2 separate regions of the Homo sapiens genome follow, and region 1 is linked to region 2. The links are chromatin contacts, found by Hi-C in ENCODE. All regions are on one chromosome and are shown on one strand. The core of a region is the stretch at or near the end of the contact, and the rest is flanking DNA. Distances in the headings are between cores, read along the strand shown. Region 1 holds the start of NECTIN3 (nectin cell adhesion molecule 3). Region 2 holds the start of ALCAM (activated leukocyte cell adhesion molecule).

Region 1 (7,084 bases), core at 3,896-6,395, 5.7 Mb after region 2:
ACCTAGAGATATAAGCTGTGGGAAGCTGTTACTACCCTTAGAACTAGAAGGACAAAGGGGAAGGTTTGTGTTATTAGAACTCAGAAGTTTAGAGGAGCCATCCTCCTTAGCTGGGGCTTGGACCTCTGAGAAGTAGAAACAGCCTAGTTGGTGCTGGTACTTTTGAGGAGTCATGAGGACTCTGGGACTTAGAGTGTAAAAGAAGTGGGAGGCTGGAATCAGCTGCTAAAGACAGGATGACAGGTTATTACCACTGAGGTGATGCTGATAGCAAGAAGCAAATGGAAAGGAACAAGTCCCTTTTCTCTTACTCCAGGGGTCCACATTTCCTCCAGTGACCTCTATTGATAGAACCCGTCAGGAAGCCAGTCGGTAAAGGAGATACACAGTTTGCAGAGTCCTAGCACCAGCCTTACAAAACCAGGGCAGAACTATGAATACAGAGTGGAGAGATAATAGTTTAATAAACAGCACTAATAACAATTATATCAAGAGTGTTAAGCAATGGTCAGAGTAACCACCTTCCAGCTTAAAAAAACTATACATGATCAATCCTATTGTTCAAGACCTTAAAGAAGTATAAACCTCTACTGAATGAGACATGCACTTGAGTATGCTATGTCATAATAATCATTTAATCATCCAGTTTGGAATCTATATGGCAGACATTATTCTAGGTACTTGGGGTTTTTGTTTTGTTTTGTTCTGGTTTTGGTTTTTTTTGGGGGACAGGGTCTTTCTCCAGCTGCCTAGGCTAGAGTACAGGGATGCAATCTTGGCTCACTGCAGCCTCGACCTCCTGGGCTCAGCTGATTCTCGTACCTCAGCCTTCAAAGTAGCTGGGACTACAAGAGCACATCACTACACCCGGCTAATTTTTTTTTTTTTGTATTTATAGGAGAAAGGAGGTTTTGCTATTGATATGGTTTGGCTGTGTACCCACCCAAATCTCATCTTTAATTGTAGCTCCCACAATTCCCACGTGTTGTGGAAGGGACCTAGTGGAAGGTGATCGAATCATGGGGGCAGGTCTTTCCTGTGCTGTTCTCCTGATAGTGAATAAGTCTCATGAGATCTGATGGTTTTATAAAGGGGAGTTTTCCTGGACATGTTCTCTTGCCTGCCACCACTTTGCTCCTCCTTGCCTTCTTCCATGATTAAGGCCTCCCAAGCCATGTGGAACTGTGAGTCAATTAAACCTCTTTCCTTTATAAATTACACAATCTCAAGTATGTCGTTATTAGCAGCATGAGAACAGACTAACACAGCCATGTTGCCAGGCTCGTCTTGAACTCCTGGACCCAAGCAATCTGCCAGCCTTGGCCTCCCAAAGTGGTGGGATTTCAGGCAGGAGGCACTGTGCCTGGCCTACTTGAGTTTTAACAGTGAAAATATAGATACTTGCTTGCCCTTGTGGACTGTTCATTCTAGTGAAAGGGAACAGACAGTAAATTAGAGACATGTCAGATGGTAAGGGCAATGGAGAAAATAAAGCAAGTTAAGGGCATAGGGATTAGGGTGGGGGAAGCTCTTTCATATGATGTGGTCCTGGAGAGCCTCAATGATAAAGTTAAATTTTATCAAAGATTCAAAGGAAATAGGAGGGAGAAAGTCATATGAGCATACAGGGAAGATCTGTTCAGTAAGAAAGACTTGCATTTAATAAGAGTAAGGTTGGTGAACGTTTTGCAAGTGGATGGACTTTTCTGCGATTTTGCAGTTTGTTTTTTATTATTTGCATAATTCTCTTTACAAAAACTGTGATCCTAACTGGATAACATAAGCTTATTATCAAATATAGTACAAAGTTCAAATATTCTACAAAATATCATTCATCTCTTTTACTAAAGGAAAAGCTATGCGTCCTCACACAGCAGGTTATAGAATTTGCTGATGTTAAGAAGAATTAGCTGAAGTATATAATGTCTTACCTCTCCTGTAAAATACCTCCTTTGTTTCAGAGTCAGCTATGAAATTCTAATAATAGTCTCAAACTTTTCACTTGGATTATTTGAGTAAATGTAAAATGCCCAGCACTGTACATAATTACTTCTTTGTTAAGATGTCAACCTTTGTTTTTTAGTTAAGAGTTAATGAACCTTGATAATTGGCAAACAATCTTTGAGCCGAAAGTAGGATGGACACCATCAGTACTCTTAACCCAAAACAATGAAACTATTGTTGGCATTAGGATTACATTGCTTTCTGTTCAGATAATTTTTTTCTGAAAAAATGCATGTATACTTTGTTATTCAATGGTGTCAGAAATATTAATAAGTTAGCTATAATTAAGTATTCCTTAAACAGTTTGTTATTCAAACAATAAATGTGAACTTATGTATAAAGTTAGAAGACTAAAAATGGCATAGAACGCACTAATACTCTCATGCTAAAGGTTTTAAAAAAATTAATAGTATTTCTGCCCTTGAAAAACATGAGTTGTATATGTAATGTAAAATCTTTTTCTGTGGCCAGTAAAAATTTCCAACAGGAAAGCTTGGGGTGAGTATGTCTAAAATTCACTCATCTGAGGAGAATGTAATTTAAGATTGGGCACTTTTATTATAGAAAGTAGAAATTTGAGTTATCTTACTTTTTAACTTAAAGAATCATCTTGAGAGATCAATGGTGTCCACTGGAAGGCAAGAACTTGGTTCTGGCAGGAAAACCACCACTGGCTGGTAGTATTTGCAGAGCACTTAACCTCTGTGCCTAGGTTCTTGTAGCTGTCAAGTAGATAATAGTAATTGCTACCTTCCGTGGGAAGTGAGCTTGTGCTTTGACATCTTTAGTTGAAGATGCTGTATAAACACAAATTATTATTATTAGAATATAATACATATATGCACATAAAACACCAGCATGGTGCTCTTTTAATGCTTATATAACATCTATAAATAATGCTCTTCCATGCTCTCTCTTCACTTTAGGTCAGAGAATATCATAGCAGACCACTATTCAATTTCTGTAAGTATGGAGGAAATATATTTGTTAAAGCTCCATGTCATCTTTTTGAGACGAACTTAACCTGCTAATTCCTTATGGTCTCTGTAGCAATTGCCCGATGGCCCCTACCCAAGTTAAGCCTTTGGTATTTTTTGAAATGTTGGCTAAATTACTTTTCTTGGAGATGTGGAGCCATCAGGGAAAACCTGGAAGAATGAAATTGGCTAGTGATATTAAAATTTTGGTTGTTTAACATTTAACTGAGTCTCAACAACGTGTTAAAGTGCTATCTAAACAGATAATTAGCTAGTGGCTGCGCAGTGAGCTGTCTAAATTTAGCAGTGAAATTAGGTTTAGGGAATGCGAATATAGAAAAAGAAATTTTCTCAAGGGAAACGGTGGTGTCAGCACAGCTGAGGAATGTCACAATAGCTACATTTTGTCAATTATGATCATCATCAGGGGATCTCCCGGAGCGATGCAGGACAAGGTTTATTCATAAGTGCATCTTGAGAATAGGTGATAGAAAGCCTTGGCTGCAGGAGACAAGCTTACAGGGGACGACAGAGGCAGACAGGCACAGGGAGGGAGGGAAGAGGAAAGGGCTGGAGGGAAAAAGGCACTAGACCGAGCGCTGGGAGACTGGAAGGGAGGCAGAAGTTAAGAAAGAAAAAAGAGGTGGGCAGGGTGTAGAATGGCTTGTAGCCTTGGAGGTTAGTAAAGCCTTGTAATCCAGCGGGCGGAAGGTGGGAAGACCCTATTGACTGAAAGCCGAGGACAGCGTGGTCTTGGCCGCAAGCATGCATTAGTTTAGCTGCGACAGGCTAACTTCTGGGCGGCTGATCCTTGTTCAGCTTTCCTGTTACTGGAACACATTTATGGCTATCTCGTGGAGATGACAGGACCTACATAAAATTAATAGTGTCAGGCCTGAGGACTGGTGTCCTCTGCCTTCAATTCACCCCCTACGCTGGACAGTCCAAATTGTCCACCCTCCTACTCCCCCCGCGGAACCAATGTGGCAGTGGCTCCAAGGTCAAGCTGCCGGTACTGTGCGAGGCGGGAGGATGGAGAGGGCAGGGCGGAGAGCCACCTGGGATGAGCGAGGGTCATGGTGGACCACAGACGCTCTTCTTATACGGGCAAATGTTTAATACTTCCCGAGGTCGCCTCTCTGCCATCAAACGAAAACAGGCAAGAAAATAAAACTACACATACGAACATGCAAAGGAAACAAAACCAAAGAAAAACACCAACGCACTCGTTGGGGGAAATCCATGGCCTCCTGTTGCCAGTCGCCCGGCGCGGAAAGTGGACAGCCCAGCGGCCAGTGAGAAGCAAGAGCAAGAAAGCAAACCTTCTGAAGACCCCTCTCCTCGCCCAGCTCCGCCGACCATTCTACCAAGCTGCCCTCCCAGAAAAAAGAGCAGGAAAAATGCCTGTGCAAACGTGCCTTGGCGAGCGGGGAATAAGTGGGCTGGGAAGAAGGGAAGGATTCGGAGAGCACAGCTGTCCCGGGGAACAGGAAGGAGGAGAAAGTCTCTCCCTCCCTTCAGTGCCCCGCGCCCCAGCGAGGAGGAAGATTACTAGTCCAGCAGGCTGCGTCCAGCTTCCTACACAGGAACCTTTAGCATGGGCAACGGAAGGGCAGCCCCCTCCTGCCTTCCCCTCCCCACCCCACCCCCTCGTCCCAGGTCCCCGCCACAGGGAGAGCGCCGCCCGGGAGAGGAGAAGGCCGAGCGTGATTGTCCCGCAGCCCTCGCCTCAGTCGGCGCCGGGGCCCCCGTGGACCCGCGAGGGGTGGAGTGGGCGAGACCATTGGAAAGGCAGGGAAGGGGGGAAACCAGGCAGGAACGAGGGGCGGGGCCGACTAACCTATTCCAGATTTTCCTGTCCCTTTTAAATCTCTGCTGTGGGAGAAACCCCGTTATCAAAGTGGATGAAAAGAATATTTTTTTTTGAAAGGGGAGGAGCATGTGTAGGAGGGCGGGGTGGGAGGAGACAGGGCTTGCGCCCGGGGATCAGACGGGAGGTGGAGTTGCGCGGGGAGGGCGGGCGAGTCGGGCGCCCGCTCTGAGAGTCGGTTTCTTTTCCCCCTCTTGCGTGGGGCGGGGTGGTGCGTTCCGAGTTCCCAGGAGTTCGACGCGGGCGGGTGCCGAGGGGAGGGGAGTGGCGGCGGCGGCGGGCGGCTCCCGCTTCAGCCTCGGCAGTGGCGTCGGCGACGGCGGTGTCGAGGCAGCCGCCAGCGTTCGGCCAAGTGTCAGCCGGCAGCGACGGCGCTAGAGCTGGGAGCTGGGGACGCGCGCGCCGGACCTTCCACAGCCTCCGCCCAGAGCCTGAGGCGCCGGGGCCGGGGGAGCCGGGGGGCGGGCGGGCGAGCGGGCCGGGGGGAGGGTGGGGGATGGCGCGGACCCTGCGGCCGTCCCCGCTGTGTCCTGGAGGCGGCAAAGCACAACTTTCCTCCGCTTCTCTCCTCGGAGCCGGGCTCCTGCTGCAGCCCCCGACGCCACCTCCGCTGCTGCTGCTGCTCTTCCCGCTGCTGCTCTTCTCCAGGCTCTGTGGTAGGTGAACCTCGGCGGCCGGCGTGGGCTGAGGGAGCCGCCACTGAGGGTGCGGGCGCCGCGGCCGGCTCTGCCAGCCGTTCTCTGGAGCAGCGAGGCGGTTGGTTGTGCGAGCGAGTGCCGAGGACTTTGGCTGGAAACTTTTCGCCGCGCCCGGGGCGAGGCCCTGGAAGGGCCAGGCCAGCGAATGCTGAGCCGGCGGCCCGCTGCCCTCCCCCGCGGCCGCGCGGGTCGCCGTGCGGATGGCCGAGGGTTGGCGATGGTGCTTCGTGCGCCGAACTCCGGGTTTGCTCCGGGGACCGTTACTTCCTCGCTCATTCTCTGGGAACCCTCGTAGGTTAAGGTGCCGGGATGCACGTTTGCCGCTTTTTTTCCCGGTGAAACTTGAGCTGTGAGCCCAGAAACCCTAGGGACCGGAGCCCGATGGAATGAAGCCTCCGGGTCCACTTCTCATGGCCTTCCACCCTGGAGAAGGCACCATTTTAGCCCACCCAGCCGCAGAATCCCCTACAGCTAGTTTTCTTCTGTCTTGTGCCCACTCCCCCGGCTCTGCCCTGACAGCTTCTGGAGCTCTCTAGATTGACCCTCGTCCCTGCCCTCCAGCTTGTGGGACGTCTCTCACACTGCCCGTGCTTATTTTACCAAACCGCAGGAACAAGATTTACGTGTTAAATACCTGATTTCATGGACTGTGTGCCCCGGCTGTTCTAACCAAAACAGTCACGCGCCTGTTTCCCATCTCTTGACCCTCGTGTTATGTTACTGTTTTCCTGTCATATTTGGGAGTTAGTCTCTGAGTTTTCTTCCCAGGTATGCCAGACTAGAAGCCTGCTTATTAAGGACTGTGCTAAAAAAAAAAAAAAAAAAAAAGTCTGCCTCATGCAAGAGAAATGGACTTAAGTGGTAATTAATGGGAGGCAGCGATTTGGGAAAATAAGGACACCAGTCTTTGGTGGGAGGAGGAGTATCAGAACACTGCGAGTAGTTATTTATTTGAGGGCTCTTGGTAAGAAAAGTAGAGGGGCAGAACTTAAGCTTGGTCAAAGATTGGTTTTCAGTATTTCATAAAACCGTAAACTGAAGTTTTACTAGTATTTATTAAAAGGAGAGATGTGTGCACATTTCTTGAATAGTGTGATTTAGAAGGAGGAGAATCCTGTTACATGGTAGGTGAGTCAGGGTAGTTGGTTATGAGGGAAGCAAAGTTTGCATGATGGGATTGAGTGTCTCTTCTGGGCTGAGAATTTCCACTGACAGTTTACCACCACGTTTCCAGCACTGTAATGAAATCTGATTTACACAGAGTATAGTATGGTAAATGGAATGTTATTAATTGTACGCTGTTTCTGTATGCCGACTCCGCAGATACTTGGTTCCAAGACAAAGTTCTTAATGCTATACCTTTTTAAATTGATGCCAGAGTCTAGATTGAATTTGTGTGCTGTTCTATTCCATGAAGGAGAATTGGGGATGTTGCTTACAGTTGAGTGAGAGGACAGTTGGAGGGGACCTTACCAGTTTACTATCCTGACTTCGTTTATGTTAAGGACTGAGAGAATATTTATACCTCCACAGAG
Region 2 (6,457 bases), core at 896-3,395:
TATATTATACATATGCCCATATATATATGCATGTGTTTGTGTATAAGTATAATATGTACATATTTGTATAGTCAGTTGCTCCCAGAATTCCACGTGTGTGTTTGTGTGTTTGATCTCATTTGATCTTCACAGCAATCCCATGAGGCTAGCACTATTATCACTTTTTACAAGAAAGGAGACTGAAGCTTAAAGAGGTTAAGTGAGTTGACCAAGATCATACAGTTAGTGTCAGAGCCCAAATCAGTCTTCCTTTTGCAAATCTACCTTTAAGCAATTATGCTGTATTAACTCCCATCGTAAAATAGAGGAGATCAGATAGAGCGTTCGCGGACCTAGGTTAAATATATTGTCAGGTCGATTTATTCTAATACACCCCACTTACAACCACAGTGAAAAAGAAAACAATTCCCTAAAGCAATTCTACAGGAGTCCATGGAAATGCTAGCATTTCAGCCAAGCTTAGCTCAAGGAATATAGAGTTAAAAGGCATTTGCCTCCTAGCGATAGCCTTCCTGTTGATTCATAAGATGCAAATGAAATGTTAATGTTTAAACCAAGTGGGAGAAACTACTTATTTTGAGAGGAAAAAAATATGGTATAAAAGCTCTACTCTAGAATATTGTTAATGTAAGGAGAACTGGAAGAACAGGACAAGCAGGCTTTTGAGAAAAATCACAGCTGAAGATAGGGCTTAATAGTTTAGAGCACTAAAAGATAAACAATTTTAAAAATCAGTGTGTGAGTGTGTGTGTGTGTGTGTGTGTCTGTGTGTTGCGAGTCTCCAATCTCGCTGGTAACTCGCAGTTTTCTGATGAAAGTGCAGTATGTAACGATTACTAGTTGGCATCCTCTGCTGGAGACCAGTCTCACAAAAGGGTGACCCTGTGATGCACGAAAGGCTATTTAATGCCCCAGCGAAGTGCTTCAGGGACCAAGATTTTATTATTCTTTGGTGATGAGAGTTGTGATCCTGCATCCCTGATTTAGAGCCACTTAGGGCTCCGACAGCTCCACCCCGGTGTTCTAGAGGAAAATCTTCCTTCATGCTCTCTGCCTGATTTGAAAGCAACACAGCTTCCCGATGTTCCTCCTGGGAGGTGGTTCAATCTTTAGAAATTGCCTAAGAAGCCTGTCCATCTGCTGGAGTGCCTGGCTTTCGGGAACGGACCAAGACGGACTTGGCTTTTAATCTGAAATAATTTGAGGATTTTCTGTCTATAACTTAAAATCACCGCTTAACTCAAAGTAAAAAAGTGACACGCTCTCTAGAGGGCTTTTGTAGACATTGGGAAAATCCGTATGACGAAGTACGGTTTAGAAATTCCGGATTTAATTTCCCCCGGGAAAAGCAAATATCTTCTGTTGGTACCGGGCAGTCGACTCACGTAGTCTTCCTTTAAAACCAAGTCTATGCCAGCCGGGTGTGAGGGGAGTGGTGGGGGTGAGCAGGGGGAGGAGAGAGATTCGAAAAGTACAGGAGGAATCAGTCCAGTACAGGGGTTGCCCCTGCCAACAAGTAGCTATTCCTGTTAACTCCCAAGAAGCAAGTTTCCACCTTTGCCACTTCCTCCTGCCCTTTCCTTTCCTTTTCCCTTCACTCCCGCTCTTGGACCCAAGGTTCGCTCCCCACCGCCACCGCCCTGCCCCACTATTCTCTTTACAGGACAGAAGGCTGCAGCAGCACGGCGGAGAAAAATCTCTGAGGAATGAGTCAGTGGGATGGGCGTATGGGTGGAGGGAGAGGGCAGTCGATTTTTAAACCTCAGCGAGGGTGGGTGGGCAGTTGGAAGCCAGAGGCCTTATCACTGGGGCGCTGCAACATCACAGAAAGTGTTAGTCCCAGGGCTCTCCCTGGCGCGCGCGGCTCCTGTGCTTGCTTCTTATTGGCGGACCTGGCCCTGGGGGCGGAGCCGCGGTGAAGCACCGCTCATCCGGGCTCCAGGACCGGGGCACGCGGTTCTCCCTGATCCCGGAGCTGGGCTCAGGGCTCGGACTCAGTCCTGCAGCGCCTCTAGGCTGCGGATCCGCGCTTCAACCACCTGCTTTGCGCTGCGTCCGGGGAAGTGGGGAGGAGACGGGAGGGAGGGAGGAGGCGGGGAGAGGAGGAAAGAGGCAGCTTACACACGCCTTCCAGTCCCTCTACTCAGAGCAGCCCGGAGACCGCTGCCGCCGCTGCCGCTGCTACCACCGCTGCCACCTGAGGAGACCCGCCGCCCCCCCGTCGCCGCCTCCTGCGAGTCCTTCTTAGCACCTGGCGTTTCATGCACATTGCCACTGCCATTATTATTATCATTCCAATACAAGGAAAATAAAAGAAGATACCAGCGAAAAGAACCGCTTACACCTTTCCGAATTACTCAAGTGTCTCCTGGAAACAGAGGGTCGTTGTCCCCGGAGGAGCAGCCGAAGGGCCCGTGGGCTGGTGTTGACCGGGAGGGAGGAGGAGTTGGGGGCATTGCGTGGTGGAAAGTTGCGTGCGGCAGAGAACCGAAGGTGCAGCGCCACAGCCCAGGGGACGGTGTGTCTGGGAGAAGACGCTGCCCCTGCGTCGGGACCCGCCAGCGCGCGGGCACCGCGGGGCCCGGGACGACGCCCCCTCCTGCGGCGTGGACTCCGTCAGTGGCCCACCAAGAAGGAGGAGGAATATGGAATCCAAGGGGGCCAGTTCCTGCCGTCTGCTCTTCTGCCTCTTGATCTCCGCCACCGTCTTCAGGCCAGGTGAGCAAGGGCCTGGGAGCAGCCCCAGACAGACGTGGGCCTGGAGCAGTTTCCTAGGTCCCCGTCCCAGCCTCGCACCCCCGAGGCAGTGCGCCCAGGCGCGTGGTGGAGGTAAGGGGACCGCTGTCCTGGCACAGAGCTGTCCCCGGGCTCGGTCACCTGTGCCGCACGTTTGGGCTTGGCTGGTTAGCTCAAGTTTGGGCATCAAGCTGGGGAAACTGGGTGAATCTCCAGGAACTTGGTGCTCCGGGGTGGGCAGGATTCGCCTGACGCTCTCCCCTTGTCCCTGCGGCTCCCAGCTAGGCGGCGGACTCTTGCCCTCTGACAGTTCCTCCTGTCTCTGGGTATCCAAGTCCACGTCACTGCGCCCCGAGCAGTTTTTCTTTCGCTTAGTTCTCGGATGAAATAACTGCCGGCACTTTTTCGTGATAAATCCCCTAGTAACTTCCCCTTGGTGAGCCGAGGAAGGGATGGGAGGGGTAGAGAAGGAGAGGACTTTAATCACCTCCCCCCGCCCCCCTTGCGAAACCTGCTAAAGCTTAAAATCGTGGTTTCAACGTTACCCCCTGCGGTCCCCGTCCATTGTCTGGGCGGGTGGTGAGTGAAAGGGTGACCGCAGGCAGATAACACAGCCAGAACAGGAATTAGTAGGTAGGCCTGGGAGACACCTCAGTGAGAGGTTTGTGAATTTCCAGGACCTGCTCATAGAGCCTCAGTTCTCAGTTCTGTACTGAGTCTTGGAAGAGAGAGAGAGAGAGAGAGAGAGAGAGAGAGAGAGAGAGAAAAGGCAAAATTCCCAACAACTAAAATATCTCTCGGGAAATCCCTTTCCACACCCTCGGGGACGTCCCCTGGCCCTGGTATCCTCAGGCCCGCCTGGCGGCTGACACAAGTTGTTCTAACAGGGTATTCCGTGCGCTCACAGTTGCCTGACAGAGCAGCAGGTTCCTTTGCTCCCCTAAACTGAAAATTTAGGGGATTTTTTTTTCTTTGAAGTTTTTTTTTTCTATCCCTGCGTAGACAGTTGCCAGTTAAACTCCTACTTCCTGGTATTTTGGCCTGTTTGTTCTTAGCTTTTTCTTTAGCTTTTATCAAAGAAAAATCTCACTTCCTTTTATCCGTGCACATCCCTTCAGCTGTCGGCAAGCTCAGGTCACAGAAGAGGTTTGAAAGCCTCTGAATCTCTCCCAGGAACTGGCGGGGAGAGGGGTTTGGGGGCCAGAGCCTGAGGAAGAGATTACAAGTGTTTGCGAGCTGCTGCTGCTGCTGCCGTTGCTGTGTGTGTGGGCGGGAGGAGTGCCCTCTCCAGATCTCTTTATTAAAGTTACATTTCTGGGTGAGGTAATGAGCTCACCTGATGTTTCTGAGGCTGAGGGAAAAAAAAGGCGTCTGCGTTCTCTGACAAATCTCGGGCTCTGGGGCGGGGACTGTGAAACCATAGTTCAACCGGATTTAAAGCAGGTGTCCTAGTGTAACAACGCTGGGGAGGTAGGTGGAAAGGCGAGACCCCCTTGGGCCTGGCACAGTGTGGATTTCACTTTTTCGAGATTCCACTGTCCGATGGAGGAAAGGACACTTTGGAGCCAGGGAATGAGCCAAGAAGGGAGGACAAGGGTGATGTCGGTTTGTAACATGCAAACGTCCACACGCCCACAGTTGGTTTTCCGATTAACCCCCTCGAGACTTGGAGAATGTAATCTCACCCTCGTCCACACCCCTGACACAGGCACATAACCAGTTTCCTTTTCGGTGCCGTCACAGGCGGGCCACGTCGCAGGATAGGTTTTTCTACACATTTAACTGCTAAAAGGGGGAAAGTTCCGCTTTCAGACCTCCTTCACGGTGGTTCTTTTGGCGCCACAGGCTCGTGTGTCCAGGGGGCACCGAGCTGCGCGCTTTCGGCGAGCGGCTAGCCCCGGCTCACCGCAACCAGCCACCGTGAATCTGAGGATCCGATATCGGCCCTGGACCCTCAGATCCGTGGTTTCGGTGAATTACCGAGCTGGCATTGCCGAAATTCTCATTGCAGTATCAGTGTGTTTTGAAAGGAAAGGTTACAGCACTAAAGGCGCCGTGTCTACACTGAGGAAGCAAGTCTTGGACAGTAAGTGCGCCTTCTTCGGAGCCCTCTGCATAGCAGAGCCCGGTGGGGGCGCGGTGCCAAAGGCCGGCTTCATTTGAGCGGGGTAACTGCCTTCCCTGCCGGCCACTCTTCATTTCCGGAGCAGTTTTAATAGTGTATGTCCAGTTGTAGAGGTCAAAAACTCGAGTTTGTGAAACTGCTTCCCCGGGTCTTTCGGCTTGTAGTCGCTACAAAGTCATTGATATATTTTAGGCGTGCCACGTTACCTGTTTTGAAAGGAGGAGAAAAATATATGAACCACGAAAACTGAATTCAGAGATGAAGGCAATGAAGTGTGTGTTCAACATCCGAGATAGCAATATTCTCGTTATTCTTGTAGAAAGAGCGTCAGCCTGTGGTGACATTTTGTATTGCTTAAAAAAAGAATGCTTTTCTGGATTATTTACAAGGAGATGGGGCGCTGCAGTTAACTCTTTCTTCACTTGGGTCATCTGTATGAACCCCTCTATGGGATTTTTCATAACTACTCACTGATCTCACTGATATAAGATTCATTCTAAGACATAAGCACACATAAAGCTTTCTTCAGTGGGATATTATGTTTGAAACATATCAATTGATCTCAACAGGACTTGGGAAAGCATCAACTCAAATAATGTCCTTTCAAAGACTATTGATGTAGGACTATTGAAATTGATTAATTTAAAAACTAAAAACTGTTTAACAGCCAATATATATATATTTTTTCCTTAAGGATTTATTTAATCCAATAGCAATTTACAATTTAATGGAGCATTATTTGCAGTAAATTGCTTTTCTAGGCTTTCTTCAGGACATCTACCTTCAGGCACTTGAGCAAGTCATTTAACCTTTTTGAGCTTCAGTTTTCTCATACAAAATAAAAAGACAGACTAGAGGCCTACTCTCTGAAATGTCTCCCAGCTCAAAAACTCTTTGTTTCTGAAGTCTTAAGGTAAAAAACCAATTTAGGCAGGCAGAGTCATTTTTCAACACTATTTTTCTAAGGATCTCAGTCTAGACAAAATTCATATAAATTGTATTATTAGAAAAGTATCAGTAGACCCCAATTTCTAATTTCCTTTTTTTTTCTACCTTTAAAAATTCATGATAACATCTATGCTTACTCTTTCCAGCCTTAGTAGGGAAAAAAAAAAGCGTGAAGGAGAGAAATTAGCCTTCCACTCTCCTGGGAAAAGAGGACCCAAAAGTAAGAAAGGATAGTAGGCCTCAGAAAGCCCTGCTAGTGTAACTCATCTCTCCTGCAAACCTGTTCCTATATAAACTGCATACATAGTACCTAGAATGAGATGTAAATTATGGTTTATGCTTAAATATTCATATGACAAAGCCTCATATTGTACATCCTAAAGTTGCTCAAAAAGTTGATTTGCAACATGGTTGTAAATGCAAGACAGAAGGAAATAGAAAATACTAATATTTTTCTATTGTTTTAAAACTTGTAGAAATCCAAAATATCTTGTCTTACCAGATTCCAAACCTTTTCTGACTTTGTAAAAAATTCAAACTAGCTTATCTTTTTTAATAGACATTCAGATGAAAATGCATGTCTACCATTGACTTATCAAAAAGAAGAAAATTAATTAAATAGTCTTGTGTTATTAGAAAAATTGTATA

What was found. Hi-C counts contacts between places; a loop is a spot of excess contacts on that map. Pooled maps may share reads with other maps.
Region 1: a loop to region 2 is called in a map of CD4-positive, alpha-beta memory T cell, with 12 times the contacts of the local background. The contact joins the promoter of NECTIN3 here to the promoter of ALCAM in region 2. A Hi-C loop is called at or near these places in 3 of 168 maps with a recorded cell type or tissue (CD4-positive, alpha-beta memory T cell and naive thymus-derived CD4-positive, alpha-beta T cell) and 9 of 50 pooled maps.

Annotation. Positions count from the first base shown.
Region 1 is chr3:111,066,671-111,073,754 of GRCh38, forward strand. It overlaps NECTIN3 (nectin cell adhesion molecule 3), which reads left to right and starts at 5,146. Exons shown (of 6, transcript NM_015480.3): 1 at 5,146-5,507. The coding sequence starts at 5,348. It overlaps LOC151760 (putative uncharacterized protein LOC151760), which reads right to left and starts at 5,096. Exons shown (of 4, transcript XR_007096272.1): 1 at 4,822-5,096; 2 at 2,594-2,801. It overlaps NECTIN3-AS1 (NECTIN3 antisense RNA 1), which reads right to left and starts at 3,289. Exons shown (of 4, transcript NR_045114.1): 1 at 3,120-3,289; 2 at 2,594-2,801. RefSeq lists a silencer at 4,874-4,973.
Region 2 is chr3:105,364,764-105,371,220 of GRCh38, forward strand. It overlaps ALCAM (activated leukocyte cell adhesion molecule), which reads left to right and starts at 2,146. Exons shown (of 16, transcript NM_001627.4): 1 at 2,146-2,718. The coding sequence starts at 2,646. RefSeq lists silencers at 2,091-2,190, 2,521-2,640 and enhancers at 3,671-3,830, 4,167-4,667, 4,668-5,168.